Linked DNA regions of Homo sapiens: region 1 is linked to region 2. A link is a contact called in ENCODE Hi-C data. All regions are on one chromosome and are shown on one strand. Each heading gives the region's core, a stretch centred on a gene start or an enhancer-like site at or near the end of the contact. The rest is flanking DNA. Distances are from core to core; before and after follow the strand shown.

Region 1 (2,805 bases), core at 227-2,726, 63 kb after region 2:
CCCCAGTGAGATGAACCCGGTACCTCAGTTGGAAATGCAGAAATCACCCATCTTCTGTGTTGCTCACGCTCGGAGCTGTAGATCGGAGGTGTTCCTTTTCGGCCATCTTGGCTCCTCCGTTATTATCTTTACTGTTGCTTATTTTGAACAGGCCTACAAGCATCTCCTGGTGCACATGACCTAGAGTTTCTCTTGGAATAGAGTCGCTGAGTCTTTAGTTATGCATACTTTTAACTTTACTAGAAAATACCAATCTGTTTTCCAAACAGTTGTTCTAGTTTAACATTCCCACCAGCAAAATAGTAGAGTTTCTGTGTATATACATTTTCTCCAGCACTTCTTATTGTCCAATTTATTATTTTTGAGGACAATTAAGTGGGTGTAAAGTGGTATCCCCTAGAATTTTGGTTTGAATGTTCATCTTCCCTTAGGTGATTTTTCCAGAACTGGAATTCTGTATCTCCTTTGCACTAACAAAGCAGTAGATTACTGTAAAGCTATAAAACACAAATTAAATAATATGATCATCTGTAATGCAGCAGTCAAGGAGTGATTAGGATGTGCTGTGAGGACGGAAGAGAAGTCATTCTTACAGTGCAGTAGAAAAAGCCTTGGTCTTGAATCAGGAGAGTCAGTGCCTGGTCCTAGCTCTGTAAGTGATTGGCTGAGTGACTCACATGAAAACCTCATTTTTCAGTGTTTCCATTTCCTCATCTGTTATTTAAGGGTGTTGATCACAGAGAGTATGCTCTGGTCTACATTTTTGTCATTTAGTAAATCATAATCATCACATTCTTTTGGGTGTTTCTTTAAAGCATTTGGCCTCCATTTTCTCAGGTGATATTTCCAATACCTAAGTAATGTAGGCAGAGAAAAGATGAAATAAAAGCCTACAAATTTTGGCAGGGGTCTCCGTAGTGTGACTGTGGGGAGACCAGGAAGCTCCTCAAGCCCATAAATATCTCTGTTCTGGCCTCCCTTAGAGCCTAAAACTCCACAATTACTGTTTCACTGCTATAGTTCTTGAATGCCTTTGGGTCTGTTGGAGTCTTCCATTAAAATGCAAATGTCCCTGGAGGGGGTGGGGAGAGCCTTTAAGCTCATTATCACCTAAATCTTCCACAGGGATTAATTGATCAGATCCTTCCCCATCAGACACCTGGTTGGAAACAGAGCCTGTGGGAATGGGCACCTGGTTGATGAGGGGAAGCCCTGGGAGGGAGAAGAAAGGTTATAAAGAGAGAGGTGGACCAACCAGGGCTCCCTAGGGTTTGGCCATTTGCTGCTTCCCACAGGCTCATCTCTAGCCAGAAGCTCAAAATCCAGCTGGTCAAACACACTGGGCTACTGCTGTCTCCTTGGGGGGAAGTTTCCTCTTAGAACTAACTAAAGGCTGCCAACCAGCGGCAAACCCTCCTGTGTCTGCAAATGGCTGCCAAAAGCCCCTCCGCGCTACACACTTCTGTGGCAGATGCCTCTGAGCAGCCTTCTTTATGAGTCAGTGCTAAAGCCTAGCCCAGGTTCTAATGTGGCCACTCTGAGGCGTGGACAGGCCTTGTCAAAGGCTGGGCATGCGTGTGGGTGCCTCATCTGCTTTGTTTGACATCCAAACAACTCTTTTAAAATGTGGCTCTAGCCCCACCTCACAAAGGGGGCCTGAAGGGTGTTGTGGAATGTGCTTGGACCTGCTCTGTTTTCTTTCGGTCACCCACACAAAAATGTGCCTTCCCCTCCCCTGCCAGGAAACTCCCTCAGCAATGCATGGTTTTGCCTCCGCTGACCCTGGCCCCTTAACATGTCAGAATGTTAATAAAACACTACGGCTGTCATAACGCAAGGTTAAATGAAGTCTTCACAACCTGTCCATTAAGCGGATGTTTGTGTGTGTGGCTTTCTGCAGCTTCTCTCTGGATACAGCCTGTCTCAGTTTGTGGGCAGTCGATCGAGCCTTGGGCCTTTGTCTTTGTTCACTGTTGTGTTTAAATCCCCCCCATTCATTAATCATCCCTTTGCCTATTTATACCGGTGGCAAGGATAGCGAACACACTTAACGTCTGCTTTTGTTTTGGTGGCACCCTTTGTGAGGACCAAGGCAGAGCTAATTATTAACTGCGAAAAGACGTTAAAACTTTTAGATAAGCGCCAAATGCTGCATCCACTGAGACGCAGTTTTGTTTAAACCTTCGAGAGCTTGCGGCCAAGCAACTGGGGTGGCTTTATTTAGCTTTGAGTCCAGGGGAGTGATGCCAGTGCTCAGATAATTAATAGAGGCTCTCCATTAAGACCCAGCCGGGCAGCAGAATCCAAGCGCCCTGTATGCACCTCTGAACACCCAGCTGGGTCATCCAGACCTGAGCAGGCACAGGCAGGGGTGGCAGCTTCAGACGTAGGGCTCAAGGGGGCTCCTCCAACCTATATGTTTACATTTCCTGTGTACATTTCCTGTGAAGATCTTCGTTGTCAGCTTTTGGTGACTTTTACACCCTCCAGTAGGATCCTGATTTTCCTTTGCTGTTGGACATTTTGTGGAGCCAACTATTTTAGGTACAGCTATATCAGCTTATTAAACAGTTATGCGGCTTGCTACTGTTCTTCTGAAAGAGGTCTCCCCGACCACGTTTTCTAAAGCAGTTGCCTAAGCCCACAGCCATCCCTCAGTTACCTCTATTCCATTACCCAGTTTTTTTTTCCCCTCCAAGGCATCTGTCGCTATTTGAAATAATCGTATTTGTTTGTATTTCTTGTCTGTTTGATACTAGAATGTAAACCTCTTGTATCCTTTGCACTTAGCTCTTGATCGTCGCC
Region 2 (2,731 bases), core at 9-2,508:
CTGAAGAATGGCCTGGCTGGGGCTGGGGTGGAGGGAGGGGTCGCTTTACTTTCCCCTGGCCCCTACCTCACAGGGATGGTGACTTTCCTTTCTCTAAGCCTTACCCTGACCCTGTGTCCTTGGAGAGTCGGTCTCTTTCCTGTCTCCCAGCGTCTTGCTGCAGAATGCTGTGGGATGTTGGTCTGCCTGGGACAGCCAAGGGAGGACAGTCCTGCCTGGAAAGTCCTGGTCTGCAGGGAAGACTTGGCCTCAGGTGTTTGTTTCCATGTAAGCTAAACATAGCCATCTTTTCTAGTGATCCTGGCTTCCTCCCCGCTCTCCCTCACACTCACACCCCCATCCTCTTCCTCATGAAGGATTTCACCTGCAGATAGCCTCTATAGACAGAGGAATATTTGACAAAACACAAGCATCTGCCCCAGCAGCTGTTCCCAGCAATGGGGATCAGTCACCAACTCCTCCCACCTCCTCCTTCTCATGCTTCACTCTTCTGCACCACCCCCCGCCCAATTTTATAGTCTTCTCAAGTTTAAAGACTTCCCTTGACATGCATAAAACCAAATTTCTCTTCTGGGGACCAGTGAACACATATTCTGATTTTTTTCTAGTTCCTCGCCTTACCCCATTCTCAGGAAAGCCCAGTTACTTCGTGAGTTCAGAGCACTTCCTTGCTGGGGCGCCTGCTAAGTGGGGTGAGTTTAACTGGAGCACCCCTCCCAACTTTTGGGAAAGAGTTCACTCTCACCAACCCATACTTTCTGCCTTTCCTTCTCTGGGATTGTCTTACCTCTGGAAATCCTTCAGGGACTTCTAGGGAATGGCTATGTCAATGGGGCTGGTAAAAAGCAGCTGTGGGCTGGTAAATGTCAGAAGCTGTTTGCAAGGCTGGGAAAATTCACTGTTTATTTCTTCAAACAAGCCCTAGTTTCCTCCACTGAGAATGTTCTTCATCAAACTCATCATTCAGGTTTGTATTCAGAGCAGTTTAGCTTAGGCATGCAATTGTCAGTCAACACTCGTAAGTAAGTGGCCAAGTTTAAAGTTACTCTTTGAATATTTCTATACACTCTATTCAGTAAGTGTTCACCAAGTCCCTTCTCTGTGGCTACCACACAGCTAAATACTCATGTGTATATGTGTGGGAGAGAGAGCGTTTTACTCTCGTGGAGGGGCCCGAATGAAAAAGGCATCACCGTGGAAGAACTTGAGCTTTCAGTCCTGATAGGTCATGGATATAAATGGATGGCAGCTGCTAGCACAGTGATTTATGAGTGATGCTCCCAGCCAAAGGAAGTCAGGCACATTCTAGAACTGCAGACCGCTGTGTACAGGGCATCTCAGTATATTTAGCAAAATGAGATTGCAAACCACAGAAAAAAGGGCTGAGTGGGTGGAGAGGAAGAACATTCTCTGGCCAGAAACTTGCTGAACTTTGAGGCCAGGGACCGGAGGCTTTGCAGAGGTGGGGAGAGACGTTCTTTGGCTTGTCCGACAGAAATAAATCACCACTGAGGAGATATACCAAAGGCCAATTATATGGAGTGTTTTCTTGGAAAATCATCTCCCAGACAGGCCCTGTAAATCATCCCCAGCATTGGCAGACATTCAGATCTGCCTGGTGGGGCGGGTGGCATGCCAGTGCACCCCAGTGTCAGGTAGAGGAATTACACAGGGGTAGTCTCGTTGTAGCAGGGAAAACAGAGGTCAGGTACTAGCTGTCTTCATCCGAGGAAGCAGTGTAGGGCAGAACTGTTTGTTCTGTCCTAGGAATTGTAGGGCCAAGGCTTTTGACCAGGTTTTGCCACTTACTTGTTCTGCGACTTTCAGATTCTCTACAAACAGAGTGGGGACTGGGTTATCTCTGAGGTTCCTAGAAGCCCTGACATTAATTTTATGCCTTTGTGTTCTCTATAACTTCTGCATAGCGTAAGCTTTTGCATACCACACCCTATGCTGGTAATTATCCCAAGAGAGACAAAAATTTCCATCTACCCAGCAAGGTTAGTCATACAGGATCATCTTGGGAGGGTGATTGGGGTCCCTCAAAGCCAGGTCCTCAGTGTAGCTGTAGAGAGAGATGGGAATTTAGCCTGGAGAATGAAGAGCTAAGGGGGATGCCAGAGGTACTGTGTTCAATATTGGAAGGGCTTCATGTGGAAGAGGGATCCGTGTCTGTTGTCCTACTCTGTAGGCCAAAAACAGGACCAATGAACTGCAAATAGAGGGGCCCAAAAGGAAGGAAAAGATAAACCAGCAATCATTATTCCATTGCTCAGTGACACAAACTTTGATTTCCTCAGTGTTTGAAAATATAGCAAGAACTCTTAACTGGCCAAATGTGGTGGCTCACACCTGTTATACCAGCACTTTGGGAGGCTAGAGTGGAAGGATTGCTTGAGCCTGGGAGTTCAAGACCAGCCTGGGCAACATGCAGACCCTGTCTCTACAAAACAAACAAACAAAAAATTATCTGGACAAGGTGTACCTATAGTCCCAGCTACTTGGGAGGCTCAGGTGGGAGTATCACTTGAACCCGGGAGGTTGAGGCTACAGTGAGCCGTGATTATACCACTGCACTCCAGCCTGGGTGACAGCAAGACACACAAAGTCTCACAGACACACAAAAAGAACTCTAACCATCAGAACTATCCAACAGTGGCACCTAAACCTGGCAGAGCGGAAAGTGATCCATCACTGCTGTAATCTAGCCGAGGCTGGGTGACAGTCATGG

Evidence for each region. Hi-C counts contacts between places; a loop is a spot of excess contacts on that map. Pooled maps may share reads with other maps.
Region 1: a pooled map shows a loop between it and region 2 (3-fold over the local background). The contact joins two enhancer-like sites. A Hi-C loop is called at or near these places in 1 of 50 pooled maps.

Annotation. Positions count from the first base shown.
Region 1 is chr10:76,148,720-76,151,524 of GRCh38, forward strand. The region is part of intron 5 of LRMDA (leucine rich melanocyte differentiation associated); the gene reads left to right. Among named protein-coding and RNA genes, the nearest start is that of MIR606, 600 kb to the left of the region's middle. RefSeq lists an enhancer at 823-1,731. Within about 2 kb of position 1,477, at least 7 of the 41 ENCODE cell types and tissues checked have a DNase peak (open chromatin) inside an H3K27ac peak, as active enhancers do.
Region 2 is chr10:76,085,510-76,088,240 of GRCh38, forward strand. The region is part of intron 5 of LRMDA (leucine rich melanocyte differentiation associated); the gene reads left to right. Among named protein-coding and RNA genes, the nearest start is that of MIR606, 530 kb to the left of the region's middle. Within about 2 kb of position 1,259, at least 11 of the 41 ENCODE cell types and tissues checked have a DNase peak (open chromatin) inside an H3K27ac peak, as active enhancers do.